Linked DNA regions of Homo sapiens: region 1 is linked to region 2. Evidence: chromatin loops called from intact Hi-C (ENCODE). Cell type or tissue: endothelial cell of umbilical vein. All regions are shown on one strand.

Region 1 (8,000 bases), 280 kb before region 2:
TTGTTCAATTCCCACCTATGAGTGAGAATATGCGGTGTTTGGTTTTTTGTTCTTGCGATAGTTTACTGAGAATGATGATTTCCAATTTCATCCATGTCCCTACAAAGGACATGAACTCATCATTTTTTATGGCTGCATAGTATTCCATGGTGTATATGTGCCACATTTTCTTAATCCAGTCTATCATTGTTGGACATTTGGGTTGGTTCCAAGTCTTTGCTATTGTGAATAATGCGGCAATAAACATACGTGTGCATGTGTCTTTATAGCAGCATGATTTATAGTCATTTGGGTATATACCCAGTAATGGGATGGCTGGGTCAAATGGTATTTCTAGTTCTAGATCCCTGAGGAATCGCCACACTGACTTCCACAATGGTTGAACCAGTTTACAGTCCCACCAACAGTGTAAAAGTGTTCCTATTTCTCCACATCCTCTCCAGCACCTGTTGTTTCCTGACTTTTTAATGATTGCCATTCTAACTGGTGTGAGATGATATCTCATAGTGGTTTTGATTTGCATTTCTCTGATGGCCAGTGATGATGAGCATTTTTTCATGTGTTTTTTGGCTGCATAAATGTCTTCTTTTGAGAAGTGTCTGTTCATGTCCTTCGCCCACTTTTTGATGGGGTTGTTTGTTTTTTTCTTGTAAATTTGTTTGAGTTCATTGTAGATTCTGGATATTAGCCCTTTGTCAGATGAGTAGGTTGCGAAAATTTTCTCCCATTTTGTAGGTTGCCTGTTCACTCTGATGGTAGTTTCTTTTGCTGTGCAGAAGCTCTTTAGTTTAATTAGATCCCATTTGTCAATTTTGCCTTTTGTTGCCATTGCTTTTGGTGTTTTGGACATGAAGTCCTTGCCCATGCCTATGTCCTGAATGGTAATGCCTAGGTTTTCTTCTAGGGTTTTTATGGTTTTAGGTCTAACGTTTAAATCTTTAATCCATCTTGAATTGATTTTTGTATAAGGTGTAAGGAAGGGATCCAGTTTCAGCTTTCTACATATGGCTAGCCAGTTTTCCCAGCACCATTTATTAAATAGGGAATCCTTTCCCCATTGCTTGTTTTTCTCAGGTTTGTCAAAGATCAGATAGTTGTAGGTATGCGGCATTATTTCTGAGGGCTCTGTTCTGTTCCATTGATCTATATCTCTGTTTTGGTACCAGTACCATGCTGTTTTGGTTACTGTAGCCTTGTAGTATAGTTTGAAGTCAGGTAGTGTGATGCCTCCAGCTTTGTTCTTTTGGCTTAGGGTTGACTTGGCGATGCGGGCTCTTTTTTGGTTCCATATGAACTTTAAAGTAGTTTTTTCCAATTCTGTGAAGAAAGTCATTGGTAGCTTGATGGGGATGGCATTGAATCTGTAAATTACCTTGGGCAGTATGGCCATTTTCACGATATTGATTCTTCCTATCCATGAGCATGGAATGTTCTTCCATTTGTTTGTGTCCTTTTTTATTTCATTGAGCAGTGGTTTGTAGTTCTCCTTGAAGAGGTCCTTCACATCCCTTGTAAGTTGGATTCCTAGGTATTTTATTCTCTTTGAAGCAATTGTGAATGGGAGTTCACTCATGATTTGGCTCTCTGTTTGTCTGTTGTTGGTGTATAAGAATGCTTGTGATTTTTGCACATTGATTTTGTATCCTGAGACTTTGCTGAAGTTGCTTATCAGCTTAAGGAGATTTTGGGCTGAGACGATGGGGTTTTCTAGATAAACAATCATGTCGTCTGCAAACAGGGACAATTTGACTTCCTCTTTTCCTAATTGAATACCCTTTATTTCCTTCTCCTGCCTAATTGCCCTGGCCAGAACTTCCAACACTATGTTGAATAGGAGTGGTGAGAGAGGGCATCCCTGTCTTGTGCCAGTTTTCAAAGGGAATGCTTCCAGTTTTTGCCCATTCAGTATTATATTGGCTGTGGGTTTGTCATAGATAGCTCTTATTATTTTGAAATACGTCCCATCAATACCTGATTTATTGAGAGTTTTTAGCATGAAGGGTTGTTGAATTTTGTCAAAGGCTTTTTCTGCATCTATTGAGATAATCATGTGGTTTTTGTCTTTGGCTCTTATTTTTGTGGTATTCTTGTTTCACTATTGGGATAGACTTTTAAAGACAGGTGTGTGCATTGCTTAAGTGTAACTCCTTTAGTGTGACTGCTGTATAATTGCCCTTCAGTAGTAACACCAACACAACAGTAAGGGGCAGTACTTATTTTTGGTGGCTACTAAGAGCTTATTATACATATATGTACTAAGAGCATACATTATCTCATTTCTTCATGTGGGTGTTACTCAGGTGAAGTTGAAGCGTTTAGAAATGGAGAGTCAGAGAGGCCAACTTGCGTGCCCAAGGTCAGTTATGAATCTAGGATTCAAAGGTCTTGATTCCAACTGTGATGCTCAACAGTCGCCCAGGATTTTGCCAAATCATAAATGGTACCTTGTGTCTGTGACATCACAGTTTAGTTTCTATGTTATTTATATTTGTATATCTTGTTTTTAAATAGTAATAATTTAACATAAGCAGAAATAGTCCAGGCTCTGCAGTATCTATTCTATAGAAAGTACTTATAATAAAAGTGATATACATTAATACTATAATATAAAGGCAAATACTAAATGAATTTAATAATAAGAGTGGTATTTTGGAGTGAAAAAGGCCACTAAATGGGGGAAGTTGATCTTTAATTCTATTTATTAAATAACAGGATGACCTTGATAAATAATGCTGTTTTCTCATTGGTGACATACTATTAGACTAAGTAGTTCACTTTATATTTAATCAGCCATTATCCTGAGTATTATTAGTGTGAATAAGAAATACTTGTTAGAACATTGGGCAGTGGTAATCAAAATGAATTTCGAAGTGGAATTGTAGTAATGGTTGCCTTACCTTGAGTAATGATAAGGACAATATTTCTGTAATGGATTGTTTATTCATGAAAGATGAAAGATTAAAATGGTCTGTCTCTACTGATGAAAGTAACAGAAGGCAGCCTCAAAGTTTATTTTTATTTTTATTTTTTTAGAGACATAGTCTTGCTTTGTCACCTAGGCTGGAGTGCAGTGGTGTGATCTCAGCTCACTGCATCCTCGACCTCCCTGGCTCAAGTGATCCTCCCACCTCAGCCTCCCAAGTAGCTGGGACTACAGGCATGTATCACCATGCCTGGCTAATTTTTGTTTTGTTTTGTTTTGTTTTGGTTGGGACAGGGTTTCACCCTGTTGTCCAGGCTGGTCTTCAGCTCCTGAGCTCAAGTGATCCACCTGCCTCTGCCTCCCAAAGTGCTGGGATTACAGACCTGCAACACCGTGCCTGGCCAGAGTCTTCAAAGCATATTAAAATATCTATTATTATTTTATTATAGGCATAATTGAGTGTTTTATGGAGCTATGGATGGTTGTTTCTCAATAATGTTCACTATAATTGGAGTTTAAGCAAAGGTATGGTTTCACATGTATTCTTTGTATACTCTTGTGTCACATTTCACTTGAGTGGTAAAATAAAACAGTTCTAAGTGGCATAGTCTAGAGGTCAGGTGATGGTGTCAGCCTCTTAACCCTTACTTGATCTCCTTAATGCATCTCAAGTTTAACATGATTGCTGAATGGTTGAAACAAATCTGATGAACTCAGACTTATTTGCTGAACCCTTTATTTTATTAAGAGGTTAGAAAATATGAGAAACCACAGTTCAGATATTATGATACTGTCTCGTTCATGGTTTTAATTTTTTAAAGGACATGTTTTTGGTCAGTATATACTGGGTGATTGCCTGACAGAAGAGAATGAGTATGCTGGCTCACCTTCCTGTGTAGACTTGTGCACTCAGAATTAGTCAGCTTCCAGGAAGCAATTGGGTGGTAATGACTTTTAGTTGCTATCAGTATGCATAGATTCAAATAAAACCTTGGGCATTCTGCTCTGAACAATACATTTAAACAAAATTCTCAATTTCTTTTTTTCTCCCGTATCCAGATTAATTTACTTGAATAGACTCAGAAACAACATTATACTTTATTGCCATCTACAAGGAGCTGTTTTTTGAGATGACATTCCTCTTAGAGGAATTTACTTCTTTTTCCAAAATTTACAATTCGCTATTTCTGTCTGTGTTCTACATTTACGTTTTCAGTACGTAGAATTTAAATATTCATGTACATTCTGTCCTAGTGACTAAGGAGCATTATGTAAGGAATTTTTCTTCCTCTTTCAGTATATTGACATCACATTCCTTGGCCTAGTATTCATTTTGTGTTTGTATTTCAGTGTAATCCTAACAAGTCCATTCAAGCAGTAGTTGAACCGAGGTTAAGTGGTATTATGGTTGTTTGGCAAGTTATAGCCATAAACACTTACTTTTAAACACAGAATGGCCTGGGGTGTCTGTAATATTCAGTTGCATAATCACAGATTATGCTTTACAAACACAGGAATAAGTACCTGGGTCACATAAATCTTCAGTGAGAAATTGCTCCAGAGGATGGAGCCTACATCTGTAGAGTTCCCTTGAGTGTTTTCTTAGGTATATTAACATTTTTCATTTAATTGAAATGTTTCTGATTGGATGGAACTGTGGATAGTATTTTAGAATTTCCAGATAATCTCCTAACAAACATCTAAAGGAATGGGTTGAAATGTTACCAGTGTTGGGCTGGGTGCAGTGGCTTATGCCTGTAATCCCAGCACTTTGGGAGGCCGATGCAGGCGGATCATGAGGTCAGGAGATCGAGACCATCCTGGCTAACACGGTGAAACCCCATGTCTACTAAAAATACAAAAAATTAGCCAGGCATGGTGGCACGTGCCTGTAGTCCCGGCTACTCGGGAGGCTGAGGCAGGAGAATCACTTGAACCCGGGAGGTGGAGGTTGCAGTGAGCCGAGATCACGCCACTGCACTCCAACCTGTGCGACAGAGCAAGACTCCGTCTCAAAAAAAAAAAAAAAAAAGTTACCAGTATTGGACGGGTGTGGTAGCTCACGCCTGTAATCCTAGGACTTTGGGAGGCCGAGGTGGGCGGATCACTTGAGGTCAGGAGTTTGACACTAGCCTGGCCAACGTGGTGAAATCCCGCTTCTACTAAAAATATAAGCAAATTAGCTGGGTGTGGTGGCTGGCGCCTGTAATCCCAGCTACCCGGGAGGCTGAGGTGGGAGAATTGCTTGAACCCAGGAGGCTGAGGCAGGAAAATCGCTTGAACCCGGGAGGCAGAGGTTGCAGTGAGCTGAGATCACGTCACTGGACTCCACCTTGGGTGACAGAGTGAGACTCTGTCTCCAAAAAAAAAAAAAAAAAGTTACCAGTATTTAAAAATGTATATACTTTTCAAAATTTTATATTTTTTCTCCTCTCTTCTTCCTTCCTGATACCTTTGTGATTTGAAAGCTATTTAAAATGAAACCCTGGTTGGGCTCAGTGGCTCATGCCTGTAATTCTAGCACTTTGGGAGGCTGAGGCAGGAGGATTGCTTGAGGCCAGGAGTTCAAGACCAGCCTGGGTAACATAATGAAATGTCCCTACAAAAAGTTAAGAAAAAATCCTTAGACTCAGTTCACCCTCTGCACACTGGCTGGAGTGGAGTTTAGAGTCATTCTGTTTGAAATGACTGGTAAAGTGTCCATTCAGGGCAGCTCTGCTATGAATGCAAGGAAGTGGTCTTTGGAGCTCTTGTGTAGTATTTGAAAGTACTTCGTGTTACTGCAGACAGCCAAAGAACTGAAATAGAATGCCTGTGATCATGTTTAGAAGATCCCATGGGCATATTGTATATTCTTTAGAATGATGTCAGTATTTTTGACAAAATTTTTTTACTTAACTGCCATTTGCAGTATTTATCAGGAAACCGGAGATATTTGATATAGGACTGTTTTTGTAGTATTTTACTAAATGCTTTTATTGAACGATTCATTCTTCAATTTATCAGTAAGAGTTAATTTTTTGTAATTATTTATATACTCTTATATGTTTTATTCCAACTAATTTTGTCGGTAAACTTATTTGGAGAAATCGTATTCAGTTAAAAGTATTTTCTTGATAGAGCCTTCAAGGTTGCACACTATAGATTTTTATTTATAGTATTTATTATTTTTTATAAATCTATAGTTTTATTAAGACAGAAACTGACAGTGTGGTATGAAGTTTACATTTAAACAAAGTTTTCACAGAAATCTAAAGTATATTATTTTTAATTTTTAATTTTAGTAAAGTGGTCATGCCTGGTTTAAATTGTAAGTAAATAGTAATACAAGGCTTGGAAAGAAAAATTCCTATGCTGTATGCTTCCTGCTTCTCTCTCTGAGGCAACCGTTTTGAAAGTTTTTTTTTTTTTTTTGCTGTTTCTAGTCGCATTCACTGCCATATATCTAAATAATATATTTTCACTCCTATAGCCTGTAGTTTTCAATTGCAAACATTATATTTTGACTTCTTCCTATACAAGGTAAGGATTTGGCTCCTCCTATTTCCCTTTCCCCATCCTCTCAATGATAATTTTACCTAAGTTTTGGTCAAGCCATCATTCAGTATTTACAGTATTATCATTTGAATGTTGATGACAGTGACCACAGAGTTTTCAGTGATCATAATTTCTTTCTCCAACTGTTTCTCCAATAGAGACAGACCATTTTATTTGCTTAGCTTTCTATTTATCAAACAATAATTTTGTTCTAAATATTCTTATAGAACTATAACAACTCAAAGGGTAAAGCAGATTAGAGAATTCTTCAGTTCTGGTTTTCTCTTGGCACTGTCTCTTTCGGGGTTCTGTGTCCTGTTGGTTCTGAGCTGCTTGCTTTCTAGCCTCTGGGGAGCTGCCATTTTGGAACTTCTTTTTACCACCATCTTGGGGATTCTCTTGGGCTTTTTCCTTTGGTGGACTTTCTATTTCCTAGATTCTGTGTGGTCATCTTTCTTTATTTTCCCATTTTGGTGGGAAAGAGATATATAAGTATTAATATATACCAATATCCATCTGCCCATGAGTGGGATTTAAAGCAAACTTTTATTTCCTAATTGTCTGCTACTAATATGTAAGAATATACTTGATTTTTTTTTACATCAGCTTTGTATCCTGCAATCTTGTTAAATTCATTTCTTATAATAGTGTAGTTGTTTTTTAGATTCTGGAATTTTCTACACAAATGATCATGTTCCACAAATAAGAGATTTTACTTCTTTATTTCCGATCTTTATGCTTTACACCTCTTTTTCTTGCTTTATTCCAGTATAGTGTTGACTAGAAAGTGGTGATATCAAGCATTCTTGCTTTACTCTTCTCAGGAGAAAATAATTCAGTCTTTTGCCTTTAAGTATTATATTGGTTTTAGCTTTTTGTATTTGTCCTCAGTTATTTGATAAAGTTCTTTACTCTTCTAGTGTGTGGAGAATTTTTATCATGAATGTCTATTGGATTTTGTCAAATACCTTTTCTGTGTCTATTAGACTGATCCTGAGCATTTTCTTCTTTAATCTGTTAATATGATGTATTACACGGATTGATTTTTAAATGTTAAACCAAAAATGCATTATTGTGATAACTGTGGTGGCTCATGGTATACCTTTTTATATAGTATTGGATTTAATTTGCTAAAATTTTGTTAAAGATTTTTGTGCCTCAATTAATGGTCTGTGATTCTTATTTTTTGTTTAGTGTCAGCATTATGCTATCCTTATAAAATGAGTTGGGCTTTGATCCCTTTTCTGTTTTCTGAAAAAGTGTATGTAGAATTGGTTTAATCTTTTTCTTGAATGTTTCATAGAATTTGCCAGTGAAATCATATGGACTTAGAATTTCCATTTTTGAAATATTTTAAATAACAGATTTGATGTCTTTAAAAAATATATGGCTACTTAGACTTTTTCTTTCTTGTGTTATTTTTGATAGGTTCAATTTTCCAAGAAATTTGTCCATTTCATGTAAGTTGTTGAGTTTGTTGGCATAGTTAAACATTGTGTTCTCTTATAATCTTCTTTTTTTTTTTCTAGTAGGCATGTTG
Region 2 (8,000 bases):
TTGTTTGTTCATTTGTTTTCTCCCCTGTGACATTTTCCGTTATCACGATTTGAACCATTTGATTTGGAAAGCTGAAAATGGTAGTTCAGGTTCGTAGTCCCTTAATATAAAGTGGCAGGGCTGGCTGTGTTTCAGAATTGAGGAATTTTCAGATTTTAGAGGGATAATAAAATGTATGACCCATATAGTAATATTCCCAGTGAGATCTGGGGCAGTACCCCACAATCAATTATGCAGGGGAAACATGAATATTCACACAAAGATGAATAAATTAAAAGTACTAATGTCAGCCCCATGTCAAGTTTTGCTGCCAAATATGTTTGCCTAAATTTGCTTTCTACCTTTCAACTTCAGAATTGCAAATAAGAAGTTGTAGACATATGTTGCAGCGGTTGTCCAAAGACAAACCTGGTTGAGTTCTGGTGATAGTTAATGGAGCTGAGTCACAGAACTGACTCTTTATGATCTTGTGTCTCTCCCTACTGTACTAGTTCCTCTCTCTTGCATTCTCTGATCTCTTTGCTCATCTGTCAAACAGGGGTAATATTTGCCTTGTGGGCTATTGTGAGAGTAAGAATTTAATGTATGTTAAACACTGCACGTAGTGCCTGGCATATGATAGGTATTCAATAAATGTTAGCTATTAAAATTTCACCTCTTCTCTTCCCCCTTTTATTAGATAAAACCTTACTGATGTGGTGGTTGTAATGACACTCTGGAAATAGGATTAAGTGATAAGAATTGTCCCAATGTCATTGGAGAATTCAAAGTCCAATTTTTTTTTTTTTTTTTTTTTGAGACAGAGTTTTGCTCTGTTGCCCAGGCTGGAGTATGTGGTACAGTCATGACTCACTGCAACATCAATCTCCCGGGCTCAAATGATCCTCGAACCTCAACCTCCCGAGTAGCTGGGACTACAAGTGTGCACCACCACACCTGGCTAATTTTTGTACATTTTGTAGAGACAGGGTTTTGCCATGTTGCCCAGGCTTGTCTGGAACTCCTAGGTTCAAGTGATCTGCCCCCCTCAGCCTCCCAAAGTGCTGGGATTACAGGCATTAGCCACTGTGCCCAGCCCAAAGTACACATTTTTATGTTGAAAACTCATTGCTTGTTAAATGATCAGTAACACCTTAAAATTTCTTTGCAAAATGACTGGACTTTTCAATGATGAATAAATGTTTTGATTAATGTTATAAGTAAATCTCTTAATCCTTCATTTTAACTGCATTTGAGGAAGAAATATTTGCCATTAGCTGATTTGCCATTGTGAGGCCTCTTTTAAAGTTTCTCTGCAGACACTCATCCTTTGGAAAACTATTTGAAAGAGAAGTTGCTCTAAGTACAGTATTGATGATAGTAGTGCTGTAACAAAGATATAGGCAAGGTTTATAATTTAATATATTGGGAAAAGGGTATTGGGAGATAAGTCTTTTCTAATTTTACAAAAAAAAAACTGCAAAAATATTAGTGGACCTTTTAGTGCAAAACAGTTTATTTTAAAATATGTTTTATAAAGTAGACCTCTGCTTTTAAATTTGTAAAGACCTCCCTTTTAAAAGGGGGGACACCATAAAAAAAGAATTGCCTTTAGTTACCAGGATTTTTTAATAACCTCATTTTGTACTTTGTAATTGATTAACAGAAATTTCCTATAGTACCAACAGATCTGTTTAATGGTGCATGATCTTTACATACAGGAAATTTTCATTTATTTTTCTGGCCTTTTCTCAGTTCATGAAGTTCGTAGATACTTGCTCCACTTAATTTTGGATCAAAGACGGAAAATACAGAAGGATTTCAAGAGAAGAAAGGTGTTAGCTATTTTCTGGGCATGTGCCCTATAGGACCTTTTAGCATTTGACTGGGACAAAGTGGATCTGCCTATATTTATATGCATCGTATTACCTGCCTTCACAGCTGAACTACCAGCAGAAAGTAGGCATCATGTACTGCAAAGCTGGACAGAGCACTGAAGAAGAGATGTACAACAATGAGTCAGCTGGCCCAGCCTTTGAAGAATTTCTTCAACTATTGGGAGAGCGAGTTCGGCTCAAAGGATTTGAGAAGTATCGAGCACAGCTTGATACCAAAAGTAAGAAATACTTACACCCTCCTACTAGGCTTATTTTCCCCCTGTTGTGCTGTTGTGCATCTGCTAAATTATCCGTAAAGCAACATTGCCATTTATCGCAGAACACTGCTGGTGATGGGGGAGAGAAAGCCAGAGAGGGAGGATGTAGCACCAGAACAGTTGAAGATCATAACCAAAGTAGCTAGAATTAGACTCTAAAAAAATAGTGTTGTCAGAGGTGTGTGCATGGAGTGGGGCAGTGACACAGATCGTGCAGAATTGCTCCTGGGTGAGCATTGTGTAAATTTCATTACATTTAGCCAAATGTTAGGGTGATTAAAAACTCCGGAAACTTACAACTGTCTGAGTGTAAGCCTGGAATTTTTGACTTCCATTAATTCATTTCATAGTCTTCATGTTTATCTATGTAGTCAGCCTTTGTTTTTGTTTTTTTGTATTCTTTTTACATCTAGGGTTTTTGTTTCTATTATTATTATTCACAGTCTACTTAATCTCTGAGAAAATAGGCTTTTTAGCTTTGGTATTAGTTTAGCTCATAAAATGTGTTGATTAAAAGCATGATAATGAAACAATCTGTTTAACTATGGTGCATGAACCTAAAAGGTTGTCCATGTCCAGTCCCCAAGTTGTCAGTAAAATAGTTAACATTCTCAAATGCCTATTTTGGTTAGCTGGGACTAATCAAAGAGTGTGTTGACTTTTGCTATGTGTCTGTGTGAAAGCAGTTTTAAATTTTATCTTTAAATTCATCCATAGACACCTGTGACCTGTTTTTCTTTGAGAGGGTCTTGGGATTAGCACATCTGTATTGCAGTCTATAGTAATCTCTCTGATTTTCTGTACAGGAAATTAAATAAGGAGTTGAGTCATGAAAACAGAAAAGCATTCATAAACTCCACTGCAGGGAAGAATTTCCTGTTGCCATGGTTTTGCTGTTGCCAACTTGGAAACGACATGCAAGAGAGACTATTAAAACCCATAAATAGCCTAGCTGCTTAAATATTATTTTAACATTCTGTACTCTGCTTGCAACTGCATAAAGATGTTAAATTTCAGTATGTCCTTAAACTCTTTTTATCCAGCTATTCTGATATTCACCTGGTACAGTTCATTCATGTTGCCCCCATTTGTTGTGCTGTATAAATTATCACTACCACAAACAGTTATTGAAAGGATCTGGGAAGAGAATGTGTAATAAGCTCAGTGATACTATAAATGAATGGTCAGACTGGGAGTTGATAAGATTGTGTGTTATCTGTGATGAAGGGTGATGTGAGAAATGTATAGCTAGGGTATCGTTAAGCAACATGACATGTAGTAAGGCAGTGGAATACACAAAATAAGCACTTTGTGCACAGTTTGTCCAATTATCCCAACAACTGCAAAGGCTAGAGGGGGATGAGCCTGGATTACCAAACAGCCTCTTAATGTAGTTTTGGAATTATATAATACCTTCAACAGGGAAAGATTCTTTTTCACTGAACTACTCTCCTTTAAGTAGTTCAACTTTATGAGGCATGTCTGACCTTTCAGGGCATATTTCCTGAGAAGGATTCAAAGAATCCTTCTGTCCTTTTAAAATGTCGCATTTCCTAAAATGAACGAAAAGTAGGGAAGTATTCCTACTCTGAAGCCCCAAAGAAGACAGTACGCAAAATCATCTCTTTTACTCCAAGCTTATTAATAGGGGCAAAAACTAGAGTCTATTCACTATGCCATTTAAACCTGCATTAAATAATCATAGACCACCAAAATAGGCAACAGCCAGCCTCTGTACACCTCAGCTGCCTCCTACTGGGCTGGACACTACTAGAGATAAGACTTCGTTCTGTGTGCTGTGATGTAATCTCACCATACTTAATCTAACTTTATGTTGTGTCAAGAAACTTTGAATATAATTCTTTTTCTAAAAAAGTGCTTTTCAGAACAAATGTTCAAGGATCATTCCCACTGTAGATGTCACTTGAATCTATGGGTTTGTAGTTTTTATCAAATTAAAGTACTATCTGCTGTTATTTCTTTATTTTTTCTGTCTTAACCTCCCATCTCTCTGAGACTCCAATTACACATATGTTATATCACTCACTGGTGTACCACAGGTTAATGAGGCCCTGGTTCTTTTTTTTTTCCCCCTAACCTTTTTTTTTCCTTCTGTGCTTCAGTTTGGATAATTTCTATTAATATATCTTAAAGCTCCTTGTGTTTTTCTTTTCTTCCATGGTATCTTAATTCATTGTTAATCCCGTCCAGTGAAATTTCCATTTAAGATATTATATTTCAGGGCCAAAAGTTGCATTTGATAATCTTTTTAAATGTCTTCTATTCTCACCTTTTTAGGTTCACGCTGTCCTTTAGATCCCTAAACACATTTATAATAGTTGTTTCAAAATGTTCATCTGCTAATTTCATCATTTCTCTCATTTTCAGTTTCTTTTTTTAATGGGGTTCCTTTGTATATATTTTACTTCCTCACATGTCTGGTTGTTTTTGATAAGATGTTGGATATTGTAAATGTTTCATTGTTCAGTGTCTTAATTTTGTTATCTTCTTTAAGTGTTGAGTTTTGTTTTGGCAGGCAGTGAAGTTGCAGAACAGCTTGATTTTTATGAGTCTTATTTTTAAGCTTTGTTAAAGCATACCTAGAGTAGCTTTTACTCTGGCTAACTTAGCCCTACTACTAAGGCATGACTTTTCTTGCACCTCAGTACTTGAATATTCAATGAAGTGTCTACTGTGGCTGTTCAGAACTCATTAATGTCTCCCAACCCAGTGTGAACTGTGGAATTGTTTGGCTTATAATTCGTTGGTAGTTGTTCTTTCCCTAATATTTTGTCTTTGCTTGGCTTTTGGAATTTATGCATATGCATATGCAGCTTACTGTCCAACTCAAGACTCAAAGGGACCCCTATTCAGATTTCTGAACCTTTCATCTGATATTTCTTTCTCTTTGGTATTCTGCCTAGCAAATATCAGTCACCTCAGACTTCCTGAACTCGAGTCTGTCTTGGCTTCCCCCTTCAGTACCTTGCTCTGTGTCAACTGTCCCACAAGTACCTCTAGGTAGAAAGCCCAGGGGTCATAGGGCTCATCTTCTGTATTCTTTTTTCTCAAGGATCACTATCCAAGGCTGCCTGTTCTCCAATGTCTGCAAACAGTTGTTTCAGCTATTATATCATTTTTTCTAGTTATTCACAATGGCATGGTAAGTGCTGTATCAAGCACTTCATTATGGCTGGAAGCAGAAGTCCCAGATACTTTTGATATGTATGCCGTCTCGTTTAATTCCGACAAACCTGCTAGATACCAATTATCCCCACTTTACAGAATTGGCTTCTTTAGATTAAGTAACATGCCCATGGTTAGATAGCTAGCAAGCATTAGGAAAGTAGAATAGATCCCAGTAGTGTGGTTAATGAAGTGTTCAGAGAAAGCATAAATGTAGAATGAAGTATAGCAAAGCCCCAAGACCGGCCTTTAGCCTATGTCTTCCTCCCTCTTAAGCCCTTGAGCTAACAGTACTCAAACCAGCTCATGAGATAGCTCTACTTCATGCATTATCATCATATTCATTTCTTAGTATTTTTGTAAAGGAGGACGAGGCTCAGGGAAGTAATGAACTATTGAACCATTTCTTCTTTTTCCCAGTTATCTGTGCAAAGACCATCTACACATTTCAAAAATAAGGATTTGTAGCAAACAAGCAAGCTACAAATAAATATGTCACAGGCTGGAACAATTCTGCAATGAAGAAATTTTTAATAGGGGATTTTTCCTTCTTTTTTGTTTTCTTATTTGGATGATATAACCTAGATAATTACCATTCTCTCACACTACAATAAATACAATAAACTTCCCACCAAGCAGTTTGTTATTTGAAAGCTGGAGACCATCCTCATTTTTAGCTACGTACGTGGATTATTTGGGGGAATTATTTCCTGACTGAGGCTTGTTTGTCACGTCAGTACACAGGAGACTTAGAAGCCGTTTGTAAAAGCTTTCCTTCAAAGCCCTGCCTTCATTAATTTGCTGCAATGTTAGTGACTGTTTGTTTTCTCCTCCATTTTTCAGCAGTGTTATAAATGCAGTTGAGGTTCAAGATCTTAAAAGAGATATAAGACTTTTCATAAAGAAAGATTTGGAGGCAGATCATGTGATTGTCAAGGAGGCAGATCATGTGATTGTCAAGGTGACCTATATAATGCCTGAATTTACTTATTAATTAAAGCTCTATACAAATATGAAGTAGCATCATTCTTTCATCCTCCTTCTACAAGCACATTGTCCCTTTAGAGTTGCTCAATACGCTCTTCAACCAGATAAAAAAGCATTTTTTTTTTCATTTTCCTGATAGTCATTCTATTAAAACTTTCATAGTTTCAGGGTTTCATGGTCACTAAAAATATTATAATAAGAGCATTGGATGCTTTATTCCTTAGTAATATAGTAAACAGTCTTAGATTCGGGAGGACATGTCCAGGTTTGTTAACAGGGGTATATTGCATAATGCTGGGGCTTGAGCTTCTAGTGAATCTATTAGCCAAATAGTGAGCATAGTACCCAGTAGGTGGAGATTTTGAGGTGGAGTAGGGTTCTCCAACCCTTCCTCTCAACCTTCCTCCCCACTTTTGGACTCGCCAATGTCTGTTGTTTTCATCTTTATGTTCATGTGTACCCATTGTTTAGCTCCTGCTTGTAAGTGAAAACATGCAGTATTTGACTTTCTGTTTCTGCGTTAATTCACTTAGGATAATGGCCTCCAGCTGCATGTGTGTTGTTGCCAGGGAGATGATGATGTTCTTTTTTATGGCTGCGTACCATTCCATGATGTATATGTACCATGTTTCCTTTATCCAGTCTACCATTGATAGACACTTAGGTCGATTCCATGCCTTTGCTATTGTGAACAGTGCTGCAATAAACAAATTAGTGCAGGTGCCATTTGATAAAATTATTTCTTTTCCTTTGAGTAGATACCCAGTAGGGAGACTGCTGGGTCAAATGGTAGTTCTATTGTTAGTTCTTTGAGAAATCTCCATACTGTTTTCCATAGTGGCTGTATTAATTTACATTCCCATGAACAGTGTATGTATATTTTCTTTTCTCAAAATCCTTGCCAACATCTGTTATTTTTTGACTTTTGAATGATAGCCATTCTGTCTGATATCAGATGGTATCTCATTGTGGTTTTAATGTACATTTCTCCAGTGATTAGTGATGTTGAGCATTTTTTCATGTTTGTTGGCTACGTGTATGTCTTCTTTTGAGAAGTGTCTATTTGTGTTATTTACCCACTTTTTAATGGGGCTGTTTGTTTTTTTCTTGTTGATTTGCTTAAGTTTCTTAGAGATTCTGGATATTAGTCTTTTGTTGGGTATATGGTTTGCAAATATTTTCTCCCATTCTGTAGGTTGTCTGTTTACTCTGTTAATTATTTCTTTATAGCAAACATTCTTTTTTCATTCTTTCTGGTAAAGTTTAATACCTCTATGAAGTGCATAGTAATTTCAGGATTTTGGAATTCTTTTCTTCTTGGAAAGAAAAGTTTCATTATTTTAGCCCTAGTTTCATCTCTGAAACTTCTGAAACTATTCCCAAACTGTTGAAAATTATCAGCAAAACTCTATGAATCTAAAAGACCTCAGAAAAAGGCTGGTCAGATAGCATACATTGTGTGAAATGAGACGTGGAGGACAGAGAGAAGGGGCTAGAAGTAGAAAAATAAATGATCTTCAGTGTTTTCTTCCCCAGCAGTTTTCCTCTCTGGCAGTAATCCTTTTAGAACTAGCAGGCATATAAAGCACAGTGTAATAAATGAATACCAATGACATTTTTTTTTTCTGTTTCATTAATTTTGCTTAAAATTGACTTGAAACACATGTATAAGTACACGTCAGTGGTGACACAT

Evidence for each region. Peaks named below come from ENCODE experiments on the same cell type or tissue, not always from the same donor. Only the 100,000 strongest peaks of a DNase experiment are listed, where the experiment ranks them.
Region 1: a loop joins it to region 2, with 2.8 times the contacts of the local background. A loop is called at or near these places in 1 of 110 quality-filtered maps.

The regions. Positions count from the first base shown.
Region 1 is chr14:71,368,374-71,376,373 of GRCh38, forward strand. All of the region lies in intron 2 of SIPA1L1 (signal induced proliferation associated 1 like 1), which reads left to right. Among named protein-coding and RNA genes, the nearest start is that of SNORD56B, 26 kb to the right of the region's middle. In endothelial cell of umbilical vein, no CTCF peak of the experiment used is centred here; DNase peaks (open chromatin) are centred at 3,828 and 4,268; H3K27ac peaks cover 2,102 bases.
Region 2 is chr14:71,648,415-71,656,414 of GRCh38, forward strand. SIPA1L1 (signal induced proliferation associated 1 like 1) reads left to right here. Exons shown (of 24, transcript NM_001386936.1): 8 at 1,921-2,095. Among named protein-coding and RNA genes, the nearest start is that of SNORD56B, 250 kb to the left of the region's middle. In endothelial cell of umbilical vein, no CTCF peak of the experiment used is centred here; a DNase peak (open chromatin) is centred at 3,007; H3K27ac peaks cover 2,364 bases.